2 separate regions of the Homo sapiens genome follow, and region 2 is linked to region 1. The links are chromatin contacts, found by Hi-C or POLR2A ChIA-PET in ENCODE. All regions are on one chromosome and are shown on one strand. Each heading gives the region's core, a stretch centred on a gene start or an enhancer-like site at or near the end of the contact. The rest is flanking DNA. Distances are from core to core; before and after follow the strand shown. Region 1 overlaps RBM47 (RNA binding motif protein 47). Region 2 overlaps RBM47 (RNA binding motif protein 47).

Region 1 (7,637 bases), core at 3,356-5,855:
TATTATACTACTGTTCCACCAAGAATAAATAAAGCTGTGACAAATGTCTCATTCCTGCGATCCCCTCCAAGAAAGACTACAACGTACCTCTTGGATAAGAAAATACTGGGCTATGCTAACTCCTGCAGTCCAGCTCAGTAATCATTTGTTCCAAAGTTCTTCCCAATGCAATGGCCAAATTAACTAAGGTTGAGCTTCTGATTAACATACAGTGCTGGAAGGAACTTTGACCCACAGAAACCTGGCATTTGACTTGCTTCGGTGAGTCCAACCTGTGTCACGAGTGCCTGTTTCAAGGGTAATAAAGGACCTGGCTGTTTGCTTACAGCAAATGGAGGTGGTGCCATGTCATTATACAGCTTTTACCTCTCCTGTCCACCTAACCCTTGGCAAATAAAGTCTGCAGCCCACACATCAGTTTTTGGAGTGATAGAATGAAAAAGGGTATGGATTTCCAAACTGAAAAGCACCTAAGTTCTACCTGGCATTCTGACTAAATGTTAGCTGCTTAAGAAACATGAATATGGTACCAAGATCAAAGGGACCAGAGTAGAGATCAGGTGTTTGAGCAGGTGCATATTATAACCATCCAAATTGTGCCTCAGTGAACAAACTGCTCTCTCTGCTAGCTCCTGGGTTCCCTTTTAGTGACATGTTATAAAACAGGAATCAGATGCAAGGAACAGACCACAGTACTAGAGAGTTCATGTCTCTTCCTGTTCTAGGATATACAGTGCCCCTCCCTGCCCTGCCAAATTCATAAATTCAAGGTCTAACCCCTAGTATCTCACAATGTGACTATATTTGGAGACAGGGTCTTTAAATGGGTAATTAAGATTAAATGAGGTCACGGGGATGGGCCCTAATGCAATATAACCAGTGTCTTCATAAGAAGAGGAAATTCAGACACAGACAACACAGACCGAGGGATGACTGTGTGAGGGCACAGTGAGTGGGCAGCCATCTGCAAGCCAGGCAGAAAAGCCTCCAGGTAAACAAACCCTGCTGTCACCTTGATCTTGGACTTCCAGCCTCCACAACCATGAGAAAATAAATGTCTGCTGTTAAAGCCACTTGGTCCATGGTATTTTGTTATGGCAGCCTAAACAAAGAAATACACTGCCCCTCCCCACATCCCCCAACCTCATCTCCCAGGACCAGATGAGTCGCAGATGAGTAAGGAGGTCAAGGGCATGATAATCAGAGTGGATTAACTGTGCAATTAAACAGTGGTAAACAGGAGAGCACATGCTCTATCCAAAGGTATCAAATTCAAAAAACTTAAAATACTATGAGGCCATACAAAAGACGGCTATGGCTTGATGATGCCCTTCAGGTTGCAATTCCTGAGCTAAACCATTACAGTATGATATTTAAAAACACCCATTATTAATGCTTTCAACAAATATGAAATGAATGCCTCCTACAGGCCAGGCCCTATGCCAGGCAATGGCAATAGCAGTGGTGAATATGTTCTCTGCCTTTGTGGTATTACAGTGTGGATAGTGAGTCCAGGTGCTGAGCTGGGCTAGAAATGTCAAGTTGAGAAGACAAAGTCATTGCCCTCCAGGAGGGTACAGATTAGTGGAGCACAGAGTTGGGACGAGACCATTATAAAACAACGTGACACCAGCTCTAATCCACAAGGGGCCCTGGAAGCTGGGAAGAAGATGATCCCATGTCTGTGTCAATCAGGGAACATGTGAGCCAAGTCCTGAAGGATGAATAACAGTTTACCCGGCAGACACATCTGAAAGACAAGAGGGCATTTTCCAGACAGAACAGTCAGTTCCTGGTGCAGGGACATAAGAGCGTACAGGATCTCTGGAGAACGACAATGAGCTGAGCACAGCCAGGGTGAAGACGGGCAGGGGAGAGCAACAGGACGTGCCGCTGCCAAGGCAAGGAACCAGGAGCCCACATTTGATTGCCGAGGGAGCCATCGGAGAATTTTAATCAGGAAGGTGACATCACCAGAACTGCATGTTAGAAGGATCACTCTGACCACAATGCAGAGGAGGGCTAAAGGCAGGGCGACCTGTCTGGAGACAAAGAAGGCAGGAAATAGGGAAACAGACATAGGGATGCTTGCCGGTCAAGGTCAGTCATCATGGCGTTCAGCTGCAGCCACGGGTGACACTGCCCAAGGGCATTATGTAGGGAAAGAGAAGCCCTGGCTTTTAAATCTGAGTACATATTACTTTTTTTTTTTTGAGACAGAGTTTTGCTCTTGTCACCCAGGCTGTAGTGCAATGGCACCATCTCGGCTCACTGCAACCTCTGCCTCCTGGATTCAAGGGATTCTCCTGCCTCAGCCTCCCAAGTAGCTGGGATTACAGGCACATGCCACCATGCCAGTTAATTATTGTATTTTTAGCCGAGACAGGGTTTCACCATGTGGGCCATACTGGTCTTAAACTCCTGAGCTCAAGTGATCCGCCCAACTTGGCCTCCCAAAGTGCTGGGATTACAGGCATGAGCCACTGTGCCTGGCCTGGGTACATATTATTATGATCAATGAGAAAATGAGTTTCTTAAGAAACTTTTAATTTCACTTATCCTCATCAGGAAACTAACCTTACTCATTCTTTTTATCAATCAAAAGCCACACATGACTGTACCTCAGTTTCTTTTTTTTTGGGGGGGGGGACACAGAGCCTTGCTCTGTTGCCCAGACTAGAGTGCAGTGGCATAATCTGCAACCTCCGCCCCCTGGGTTCAAGCGATTCTCCTGCCTCAGCCTCCCGAATAGCTGGAACTACAGGCACGCACCACCGTGCCCAGCTAATTTTTGTATTTTTAGTAGAGACAGGGTTTCACCATGTTAGCCAGGCTGGTCTCAAACTTCTGACCTCAAGTGATCCACCTGCCTCTGCCTCCCAAAGTGCTGGGATTACAGGCGTGAGCCACCACGCCCAGCCAGTACCTCAGTCTCCCTCTTATTTTCCTCAGTCTGTAAGTAAGGATAATAATAGCACTTCCCTTAGAGGGAGGATTCCTTAAGTTAAATAATACGAGTACATAGGTGCAATAAATGTTTTTTTTGTTTGTTCGTTTTTTTTTTTTTTTTGAGATGAAGTCTCGCTCTGTGGCCCAGGCTGGAGTACAGTGGCATGATCTCGGCTCACTGCAACCTACGCCTCCCGGGTTCAAGCAATTCTCCTGCCTCAGCCTCCCAAGTAGCTGGGATTACAGGTGTGTGGCACCATGCCCAGCTAATTTTTTTTTGAGACGGAGTCTCACTCTGTCGCCCAGGCTAGAGTGCAGTGGCGCAATCTCAGCTCACTGCAACTTCCGCCTCCCGGGTTCAAGCAATTCTCCTGCCTCAACCTCCCAAGCAGCTGGTATTACAGGCGTGTGCCACCACGCCTGGCTAATTTTTGTATTTTTAGTAGAGACAGGGTTTCACCATGTTGGTCTCGAACTCCTGACCTTGTGATCCACCCGCCTCGGCCTCCCAAAGTGCTGGGATTACAGGTGTGAGCCACCGTGCGCAGTAATAAATGTTAAATACAGCAGAAATAAATATTAAAGAACAAATGGGAAATTAATGATTGTTCAGTTAATGACAGTTCTCCCTCTCCATGAATATTAGCCAGAGGATAACCACCACCACAGCCACAAAGGGTCAAACCCAACAGAGCTGTCTTGGAACGAAGCTGGGTTTGATTTCCTTGCATCTCTCCCGAATTCTCACATGGTCTCCTACACAAGACCATAAATTTTGTGCATGATCATTACTTTAAAGTTATAAAATGCTTTGTGTCAGGTAAAATGTTCTCAACGATTAAAGATTAAAGGGGATGTGGGGCCTTCGAGGGGAGACTGACTGCAGAGGGGCATGAGAAAACTTTCCAGAGATGTTAGTTCCTACATCTTGATTGGGGTAGTGGTTTCACAGCTGGATACATGTGTTAAAAGTCACCACTGAAAATGTGGGAAGTTTATCATACGTAATTTTTTTTTGAGACAGAGTCTCACTCTGTCGCCCATGCTGGAATGTAGTGCTATGATCTCAGCTCACTGCAACCTCATCCTCCTGGGTTCAAGTGATTCTCCTGCCTCAGCCTCCAGAGTAGCTGGGACTACAGGTGCCCAGCACCATGCCCGGCTAATTTTTGTGTTTTTAGTAGAGATGGAGTTTCACCATGTGGGCCAGGCTGGTCTCAAACTCCTGACCTCAAGTGATCCGCCCACCTCAGCTTCCCAAAGTGCTGGGATTACAGGTGTGAGCCACCGCGCCTGGCCCTATCATATGTAAATTATACCTTAATAAAGATTGAAGGGACGGAAGATAGAGGAAAAAGGGATTCAAGGGGAAATGGGTATTTATATTCCAGAGAAGGAAAAAATAGATATGCATGAAGAAACTCGTCTTAAAACTTTTAATTTCCAAAATCATTCTCTCTTTGAATAGATGAAACTGTCAAGGAATGCAAAAAAAAAAAAACTTCCTTATGCAAGAAACATTTTGAAAAATTTAGACATCTTCCCCCTCTCATTATCCTGTAACTAACAAACAGCACTTTTTTACCCCTAGGTTCACTGAACAAGCTGCCCTCTTGTGGTTCTGATATATTTCCTGAGCACAAAAGTGGGCTGTTAGGAAGCTGTGTAGGTAGCAAGCCCAGCCTGCCCACAAATATTTGTCAAGGTAACTGAGAGTGAATGTTCTGACCTGCTTCTACATGAGAGGTATACACACATCACTATGGGCTTGGGTCACAGTTACAAAAGAATGAAGAAAATACGGTGGCCACAAAATACATATGGTTCGAGGCTGACAAATTCAAAAGACAATTTAATCTCTGTTTACTTTGCTGCTTAATTTTAAGGCCCTTTAGTACATACTTTCACTTTTGCAACGTGGAATCAGCATATCAGAAGCAAGCACGTCTCAAACAAGGTCAGGGCAAAGAAAGCAGAACTGCAAACTCCGATTCTACCATCTGTGAATATATTCAATATTCCCAAGATATCTTTGTACAAAGAAAGAAAACAACAAAACAAAGTAAACAAATAGTACCTAATAAAAACAATCCTGCATTTTATTAACATTGGCAAGCAGAATCCAGATCTCTAATAAAATAACAAGCACTTTTAAAAAAGAAAGGAAAGGAGGGAAGAAGGAAGTACACAAGGAAGAGGGAGGGAGGGAGAATCAAATAGCGTACTTTTCTTTTTTTTTTTTTTTTTGAGACAGAGTCTCGCTCTCTTGCCCAGGTTGGAGTGCAGTGGTGGGATCTCGGCTCACTGCAGCTTCCGCCTCCCGGGTTCAAGTGATTCTCCTGCCTCAGCCTCCCAAGTACCTGGGATTACAGGAGCGTGCCACCACATCCAGCTAACTTTTGTATTTTTAGTAGAGACAGGGTTTCACTATGTTGGCCAGGCTAGTCTCGAACTCTTGACCTCAAGTGATTCACCTGCCTTGGCCTCCCAAAGCGCTGGGAATTACAGGTATGAGTCACTGCATAGCCACAGCATAATTTTCAAAAGTTACACTAAAAGAAGACAAAAGATGACACAGGCATTGACTCAAAAACTGGAAACATTTTCTCTTCTAGAGAGCAATCCATCTTTATACAAGACCTTGTTTAAAAGAAAAACATAGAGGCCCTAAGACTTTTTTAAAGATAAGGATTTAGGGGCTAGGTGCGGTGGCTCACACCTGTAATCCCAGCACTTTGGGAGGCTGAGGCAGGTGGATCACGAGGTCAGGAGATGGAGACCACCCTGGCTAACATGGTGAAACCCTGTCTCTACTAAAAATACAAAAAATTAACAGGGCATGGTGGCGGGCACCTGTAGTCCCAGCTACTCAAGAGGCTGAAGCAGAAGAATTGCTTGAACCTGGGAGGTGGAGGTTGCAGTGAGCTGAGATCCCGCCACTGTACTCCAGCCTGGGCGACAGAGTGAGACTCTGTCTCAAAAATAAATAAATAAATAAATAATAAAAAGATAAAGGATATAAATAAAAATGGGCTCTGTATTTCAACTATTGACGTGTTAAAAATTCATCTAGTCCAGATCCTGCAGTAGCAGGTGGGCTAAATTAATTTGAACCAGGGGTAGACTCATTTCTGTATATGGCTGCCGAATCCACATTCTGATAGATCAATCTTTCTTTTTAAACACGGTCACGTCACTTCCCTTCTCAAAACCCTCCAATGGCATGTCCTCACACTTGGAATAAAATCCAGAGTCCTTCCCCAGGTTCCCTCTAGGAGCCTGCATAGCGTGGCTTGGCTGTGCTCCATTCCCTGCTGTTCATTCTCCATCAACCTCACAGTGCTGGCTATACCACTGGCCTTCTGGCCGTTTCTTAAACAAACCAGCTCATCCTCTTCTCCTGCCTTGGCACTCACTGTCGGCCCCACCTGGAATTTCCTTTCCCAGCCTTTACACCACCCCCCATCCTAGCTCTCTCCCTGACTGAATTCAGGTCTTTGCTCAAATGCCATCTCCTCCAAGAAGTCTTCTCTGACAACTTTCTTTTCTTTTTTCTTTTTTTTTTTGAGACGGAGTCTCACGCTGTCACCCAGGCTGGAGTGCAGTGGCACGATCTTGGCTCACTACAACCTCCGCCTCCCGGGTTCAAGTGATTCTCCTGCCTCAGCCTCCCGAGTAGCCGGGACTACAGGCACGCGCCACCACGCCCCACCTCTGATTGCTTTTTTTTTTTTTTAATATGGAATACTTCATGAATTGATTATTCTTTTAAAAGAGTTCTCCAATCACCAACTGTATACTCTTTCTTCCTCTTCCCTATCTTTATTTCTCTTCTTTGCTCATATTATTATCTGAAATTGCATTATGTATTTTTTATTTTATTTTATTTTATTTTTGAGACAGAGTCTCACTCTGTCACCCAGGCTGGAGTGCAGTGGCGTGGTCTCGGCTCACTCCAACCTCAGCCTCCCAGGTTAAAGCAATTCTCCTGCCTCAGCCTCCCAAGTAGCTGGGATTACAGGCGCATGCCACTATGCATGGCTATTTTTTGTATTTTTAGTAAAGATGGCATTTCACCATGTTGCCAGGCAGGTCTTGAACTCCTGACCTCAGGTGATCTGCCCACCTTGGTTTCCCAAAGTGCTGGGATTACAGGTGTGAGCCACTACGCCCAGCCAATTATGTATTCATTTTTATCACTTTTCACTATCTATCTGCCCCACTAAAATGTGAGCTCCATGATAAGGGACTTTTTCTTCTTCACCAAGGCACTCCCAGCTCCTAACGCAGGGTCTAGCACTAGTCAATAGTCAATATTTGAGAAATAAAATATCCCCTGGTTGGAGAGATAATAAGCCCTTAATCAAACCTGTTCCAAGACTTTTACTATCAACAAGCTAAAAAGCCCATGTCCTTTACTTGAATTCAGAGTGCTGAACAGTGGTTGGCCAGCAACCTCTACTAAGAAGTTCTTTGCGATCAGAGACATTTGAAGGTAAAATAGGGCCTTCGTCGTAAGATGAGCCAGCCAGCCCTTTTGTCCTGAAACTGAGTACGCAAGTGCAGAGAGGTTACCTGGTTTCTCCAAGCTCACATAGAAATGGTGAACATCAGGAGACGCGGGACCACTTAAAGGATGCACAGTCCCGTATTCATCTCCGCAACCCCAGGACCCAGCACGGTGCCTG
Region 2 (7,637 bases), core at 1,515-4,014, 94 kb before region 1:
CCTCCCAAAGTGCTGAAATTATGTGGTGGCTCACGCCTGGCCATACTGCCCCTTTTTAAAGATCAGGAGATTGAGGGTATCAAATAACTTGACCCAACTTACAGAATTGAAATGTAGGTCAATCTGATGACAAAGCCAAAGCTCTTTCTACCATGATACTCATTCTTTGCTACTTACTTACTTACAGCAGGTTTAGCAATAGCCAGTGTTAACAGGATAAGACCACGATTGGTGAGAAATGGACATTGGCTGATAGAGTGGAAGGAATTTCCAGTACAGACACATGGTAAAGTTGTTGGGAAATCATTACTTTCTACCATCCCCATCGCTTCCCCTCTGCACTCTCCCCACCACTCTTCTAAGCTTTCAAAGAGTTCTGCAAACTGTCCCATAGCCTATTTCTGGCTCTTTGTAAAGGAGTTAACATATTCAAACTATGTTTTTAGACTTAAAAACCTATGGAATTAAATTCTTAAATGGAAATGTTGAAGGACTAGAATTCACGTAATCGCAATGTTCAAGTGAGAACATGGGACTGTGATGAGGCAGTGATTCCACGCCCAGGCTCTGGAGCCAGACTGCCTCGCTTCCTATCTCTTGACTGTACTACTTGAAAAACAAATGCCATCACACAAGTCACTTTCTCTCCTTGAGCCTCAGCTTCACCATCTATAAAATGGTGATAATATTATCATTAACATTGTTGGGAGGATTAAAAAGTACCTGGCTGGTTGGGCGTGGTGGCTGAAGCCTATAATCCCAGCACTTTGGGAGGCTGAGGTGAGAAGCTTGCTTGAGCTCAGGAGTTCCAGACCAGTCTGGGCAACATAGTGAGACCCTGTCTCTACAAAAAATACAAAAATTAGCCAGGTGTGGTGGCTCCAGCTACTCAGGAGGCGGAGGTGGGAGGATTGCTTCAGCCTAGGAGGTTAAGGCTGCAATGAGCCGTGATTGCATCACTGCACTCCGGTCTGAGCAACAGAGGGTAACCCTGCCTCATAGCAAACAAACAAAAAGAAACAAAAAAGAAAAAAGTACCTGGCTACAGTAAATGCTCAAGGCCCTTTGTTATTATTTCAGATGGTCAAGAATAAATGTTTTTCAAGGATCTTCTTTTTGTAGACAACTGTGTAGTCACAGTTTAGAGTCGTTAATTATCTGCCTGGCAAGATACTTTTTAAAATTAAAATGTAAAGAACCTGAGGGGATTCACTCCCAAATGTTTATGGACAAACTGAAAGGGCATTTACACAGATATTACCTTCTACATTTATGTGAGAAAGTGCTTTAAGACACTGTACATGTGAAATGTGTAGTTATAATGGCTACTACTATGTTCTCTTTTATATTTTCTAATTATGTAAGTATTATGTTCTTTTTATCACTACTTTGTATTCCTGCACGGGAGCTTTGTGCCTACCCATTGAATGTAGTAGGCCCTAAATATTGCCTGTTAACTAATTATGGTGTCATATACCATGTTAAAATTAAAATATTACAATTACTGAAGCAGGTTTAAGAGAGAAACCCGGGCATAATATTCTTAGAAAAACTTTATGTGCCAGAAGTTGAATATATGAACTGGTAGTTTGATGCATGATTACTTTTTAATTATAAAAGTCATCTTTAATTGCAAAAAATTCATAATAGTGTTCTTTTAGATAGGAAATTTCCTGTGTTGTTAAGAATATGATTCAAGTTACTGAGAATTTATAGATATATATTTCCTGTACATACTATTCCTATATATCTATATATACCAACAATACTATACAAAAGTATTAGTCCCATTTTCTTTTTTTTTTTTCTTTTCTTTTTTCTTTTTTTTTTTTTTTTGAGACAAGGGCTCTGTCACCCAGGCTGGGGTGCAGTGGCATGATCACGGCTCACTGCAGCCTCAACTTCTCAGGCTCAAGCAATCCTCCTACCTCGACCTCTCAGGCTCAAGGGATCCTCTCACCTCAGCCTCTCAAGTTGCTGGGACTACAGGTCCTCACCACCACGCCTGGCTAATTTTTTATTTTTTTGTAGAGATGAGGTCTCACCACGTTGCCTAAAGTTGTTCTCAAACTCCTGGGCTCAAGCAATCCTCCTGCCTCGGCCTCCCAAAGTGCTGGGATTAAAGGCGTGAGCCAACACGCCCGGCCAGCCTCATTTTCTTGATGGAGAAACTGAGAAGGAGGGCGATCATGTGCTTACTTCAAAATCACAATTAGATAATGGCAAATTTGTGATTGTAATTTTATAAAGATGCCTTATCTTTGGGGTGATACTTTATAATTTAACTTCTTTTTGGCAGTAGAGTTGTTTTATATCCAAAACCAAACCAAACCCAGAGAGTCCAAATATAAAAGATAGAATTTTAAAAAATTTTAAAATTTGTGGGGGTCGGGCGTGGTGGCTCACGCCTGTAATCCCAGCACTTTTGGAGGCCAAGTGGAGCGGATCACCTGAGATCAGGAGTTCAAGACCAGCCTGGCCAACATGGTGAAATCCCATCTCTACTAAAAAATACAAAAATTAGCCGGGCGTGGTGGCCTGGTGCCTGTAATCCCAACTACTTGGGAGGCTGAGACAGGGAGAATCACTTGAACCCAGGAGGCAGAGATTGCAGTGAGCCAAGATAGTGCCACTGCACTCCAGCCTGGGTGACAGAGTGAGACTCCATCTCAAAAAAAAAAAAAAAACAAAAAAAAGGCATTTTAAAATTTGTGTGTAAAAGGCTGTTTACTCAGGGTGGAATGTAGTGACACGATCTCAGCTCACTGCAACCTCCACCTCCCAGGTTCAAGTGATTTTCGTGCCTCAGCCTGGGATTACAGGTGCATACCACCACGCCCAGCTAATTTTTTTTTGTATTTTTAGTACAGACAGGGTTTCACCATGCTGGCCAGGCTGGTCTTGAACTCCTAACGTCAAGTGATCCACTGGCCTTAGCCTCCCAAAGTGCTGGGATTAGAGGCATGAGTCACTGTGCCCAGCCAAGGGTATTTTTCATTCGTTAAACTTCTTAAATTTTACTATCACATTGGGGATTAAGTTTAAAAAAATTTTCTTAAATTTATGCTCAAACAGATTTAGAAAGTGAACTTTTTGCTGGGTGTGCTGTCCTAGCACTTTGGGAAGCTGAGGTAGGTGGATCACCTGAGCCTTGGAGTTTGAGACCAACCTGGGCAACATAATGAGACCCCACCTCTAATAAAGTCAAATAAAATTAAATAAAACAAAATAAAACAAAATGAAAGTGAACGTTCCCAAACATAAACTTACAGTCATTATAATGGTGTGTGAATGCTAGTCTTCTCCTCCTAATTTGAAACTATATTAGTAGTTTGCAAGTAGTAGTTATATAGTAACAGTATGGTCTATTATTACTGTGTTATATTACACATGAATACATGTACAATATGCACCTTCTGGTGGTATGTCAAATAGTAGTATACAAAAATAACATAGGTCTTTTTGTAAAACAAATGACAAATTGCCTGTCCTGAAACAAAGGCTCTGAAACAGACTGACATAGTCAAACATTAGCTTCAGTTTTAGGTGTGACCTTCTGCTTTTATTTGGTGAACATTAGTCATTTCAGTTGCAACTAGGAAACAATATCTGCTACTATAGAAAAAAACAGATCCTGATTATGTTGATGTCATGTTCATTGACCAGTTATCTCAAGGCAATAATTATAGTAGAATAGCATTCGCCCAGGAATACTCTCAACATTGAAAAAGTCATGAGTTAAAATACTTTCTTCTATAAATGTTTAAGTTTAATGTGGGGTATTTTGGAAGCTAAAAATATTTTCAAAATCAACTATATTTATGACAATATGACCATAGTAGGCTGTTTATGAGAAAATATAAAAAAGGAAGTGAACTTTCTGGTGGGGGATCACTTAAAGACAAAATGCATTAAATACAACTTTAATCCAGAAAATATGTGTTCTTTTTATTCATTGCATTGTTTCAATGTTGTTCCACCTTTCCAGCTCTGGTGATAATTGTTTTTTTTTCCCCCTTTTCTTTTCTTCCTTTTTTGGGTACACAGTGAAAAACAAAAAAAGATAGCTTAAAAAACAGGTCCTTCTGCAAACATACGGCGAAGGTTAAACTCTAATACCCCATGGCTTGTTTACTTTAAAAATTTGGAAAAGTAAGCACCATGAGTTCATTGATATGAGTAGGAACCTGCGTCATCCTGTGGTATTTGTGAATATTGTGGGCTCTTTTATCAATTTCATTTGTTTCTAAGTCTTTCCAAAGAACTCTATTAGAAATGAGACCATCTGAGACAGGTCCTTTAACACAGAAAAAGTAAAATTCGCCTTCTATTATGAAGTGATTTTAGATATTAAAGGCTCTTTCCACTTCTTTATGCATTGTTTGAAATGTCTTAGAAAAGTTAAAACAATAGTGTTTATAGTTTATTTTATTAGCTACACTTGAAGCATCTCAAAGGCAGTGATGCTTATTTTATCCCCAGTGCCTGGCACTGAATGAATGTTTGAATAAAAGAATGAATGGATAGAAGAATGAATGAATGTGCACTGTCTTTTGCAAGAAACATGGTAGGACAAAGCTACAAAAAGAGTTTCCTTTTATAACTAACATCCACCAAATTGCTTTGGACATTTTTTTCACGTATCTATTTACTAAGTTTTGTGGGAGAGCCGTGCATGGGGGTGCATGCCTGAAATCCCAGCTACTGGGGAGGGTGAGGTGGGAGGATTGCTTGAGCCTAGGAGTTCAAGGCTGCATTGAGCTATGATTGTGCCACTGCACTCCAGCCTGGGCAACAGAGCAAGACCCTATCTCTAAAAAAAATTAATAATAAAAATAATTTAAAAAAACTTTTGTGGTTTACCTGCATATAGAACTGGGTACAAATAGTCATACCCAGGTACTATCTGGTGGTATTTCTGCATGGCCGAAAGGAGCCCATCAGAGAATGAATAGGCCAGCTTTGGTACAGGAGTTGGCATTTCTTTCTTTCTTCTTTCTTTTTTTGAGACAGAGTTTCATTCTTGTTGCTAAGGCTGGTGTGCAATAGTGTAATGGCGCTATCTTGGCTCACCACAGCCTCTGCCTCCGCCTCCCAGGTTCAAGCAATTCTCCTGCCTCAGCCTCCCGGGTAGCTGGGATTATAGGCATGTGCCACCATGCCTATAGCTAATTTTGTATTTTTAGTAGAGACGGGGTTTCACCACGTTGGTCAGGCTGGTCTCAAATTCCCAACCTCAGGTGATCCACCCGCCTCGGCCTCTCAAAGTGCTGGGATTACAGGCCTGAGCCACCACGCCTGGCCAGGAGCTGGCATTTCTAACACATGCCCAGGCATCAGGAATGTCACATGGAAAAGCCACACCAACCCCTAATGGATTATATTGAATGCCAATGTTAATATCCCTTGAGCCGTCTTGGTAAAGTAGGTACTGGCCAGGGAGCTATAAAATTTCCATCACTGTTTTTTTTTTTTTTCTTTTTTCTTTTGGCCTTAACTGATATGCTTAGCTTCTGCTATACTGTCTCAGGAATTCGGTAGAGATTTTATGCCACAAGGAAATAGGCACATAAATGAGGCCTGCCCATGAAGGCAGTTTTTAATCACTCTTTTATCTGAAGGTATTTTGAGAGGCTGCTTATTACAGTGCTTGAGCTCGAGCTCCTGCATGCCAGAGCTCAACCGCTTGAGTTCAATACCATTTATTAACTGTGTGACTTCAGGTGAGTGACTTACTCTCCCAAGCTTCAGTTCACTCAACTGGAAAATGGGAATAGACCGGGTGTGGTGGCTCACGCCTGTAATCCCAGCTACTTGGGAGGCTGAGGCAGGACAATTGCTTGAACCAGGAAGGTGAAGGTTGCAGTGAGGTGAGATTGTGCCACTGCACTCCAGAGAGGCTGAGGCAGGTGGATCACCTGAGGTCAGGAGTCCAGGACCAGCCTGGCCCACATAGCAAAACCCCATCTCTACTAAAAATACAAAAGTTAGTCAGGCATGGTGGCAGGCGCCTGTAGTCCCAGCTACTCGGGACGCTGAGGCAGGACAATCTCTTGAACCCCAGAGGCAGGTGTTGCAGTGAGCCAAGATCGCACCACTGCACTCCAGCCTGGGTGACAGAGTTAAGACTCTGTCTCAAAAAAAAAAAAAAAAAAAAAGATACTTATTAAAAGAAGAAGGAAGAGAAGGAAAATCAGTTTTCCCAGTCTCTATAATTAAACTAGGCAGTTAGAGACAATTGGAAATTCTTACAAATTTAAATAAAAAGCACAACTACATTAATTAAAGAAACTCAAGAAATATGCACTTAAATTAAGAATGGAAATGAACAGAAAATACATATCTAGAGTTTCACTGAACCTAGAGTATTTAAAATGAAAAATTCAGGTGTCAGGAAATTTATGATTTCCCAGGTCTACTAAACTCCTGGAACAATTGTTGGCATTTAATTGCTATTCATGTCTCGCGTACTCTGTACTTTCACTGAGTGCACTTGGAGTTAATATTTCAATTAAAAAACTAATACATCAGTAAAAACGCCCAGATTTGAGCTAATCATTTATTCTCAGGCTCACAGGGAAATACTGGATATTCTTCGAGTTAATAAAGTGTGAAATGATTTTAATTATTCAAGGGAAATATAGTATACCAGTCTTGCAAATGGTTTTTTTAGACAGCATGGTCTGTCTTATCCCATCCTACATCAGAAAATTTAATTGGCTTAGTTATTTCCTCTTTCCCAAATCCCTTTTTATGGCAAAGAGAAAATGAGGACCTACAGCAGCCCACGTTGCTGAGGACCTAAACCAGTCCCTGTGAAAACCAAAACAGGGATGGGCTGGATTTCAGTTTGTTTCTCATAGGTTCCGAAGTCAGAGTTTTAAAAGATTTAACAGGCTGGGCACAGTGGCTCATGCCTGTAATCCCAGCACTTTGGAAGGCTGAGATGGGCGGATCACCTGAGGTCAGGAGTTCAAGACCAGCTATGGCTAACATGGAGAAACCCTGTCTGTACTAAAACAGAAATACAAAAATTAGTCGGGCATGGTGGCAGGCGCCTGTAATCCCAACTACTCGAGAGGCTGAGGTAGGAGAATCGCTTGAACCTGGGAGGCAGAGGTTGCAGTGAGCCAAGATCGCACCATTGTACTCCAGCCTGGGTGACAAGAGTGAAAACTCCGTCTCAAAAAAAAAAAAAAAAGATTTAACATTAATTTATTTGGAATTTGGACAGCCAACTGCCAATGTCAAGCATTCCAATGTTGAGAGCCTAATACAGAATCTTGTTCATGTGGGGAGACCTCTGAGACCCTGAGTTGCATTAGCATGGCACTACTGTCATCTCCAAGCCCGTCAGAGAACAGCGCCCGTCCAGTGCAGACATTTGAAGCTAGGCGAGGCGGGTTACACAGCCTGGGGAGTCTTTGTACTTTTCAATATTCTCCAAGGGAAGTCTAGACAGGCTTCACATTTTGTTAAGTACAGCTAGGTTCTGTCCACAATAAAACAGAACTAGGACAACTGTTTTGGAAACATAGTTAGCACATAATTGTAGCTAATTTAGTTTTTTTCTCTGAAGCAGCATGAAAAGAAATTTGTTTTTGTACAAAAGATGTTTTTATCTTCTATAGCCCACA

The links. A loop is a pair of places that touch in the nucleus more often than their neighbours do. ChIA-PET counts read pairs that join two places held with the same protein, here RNA polymerase II (POLR2A). Pooled maps may share reads with other maps.
Region 2: a map of B cell shows a loop between it and region 1 (2.1-fold over the local background). The contact joins two enhancer-like sites. A Hi-C loop is called at or near these places in 1 of 168 maps with a recorded cell type or tissue (B cell), 8 of 37 single-sample maps with no recorded cell type and 8 of 50 pooled maps. POLR2A ChIA-PET finds 5 or more read pairs at or near these places in 6 of 52 experiments (B cell, GM10248, GM12878 and 3 more).

What each region holds. Positions count from the first base shown.
Region 1 is chr4:40,546,471-40,554,107 of GRCh38, forward strand. All of the region lies in intron 1 of RBM47 (RNA binding motif protein 47), which reads right to left. Among named protein-coding and RNA genes, the nearest start is that of MIR4802, 48 kb to the left of the region's middle. RefSeq lists a silencer at 4,558-4,647. Within about 2 kb of position 4,606, at least 16 of the 41 ENCODE cell types and tissues checked have a DNase peak (open chromatin) inside an H3K27ac peak, as active enhancers do; they include PC-3, where a contact is called at or near this core.
Region 2 is chr4:40,454,752-40,462,388 of GRCh38, forward strand. The region is part of intron 3 of RBM47 (RNA binding motif protein 47); the gene reads right to left. Among named protein-coding and RNA genes, the nearest start is that of RBM47-AS1, 32 kb to the left of the region's middle. Within about 2 kb of position 2,765, at least 3 of the 41 ENCODE cell types and tissues checked have a DNase peak (open chromatin) inside an H3K27ac peak, as active enhancers do; they include PC-3, where a contact is called at or near this core.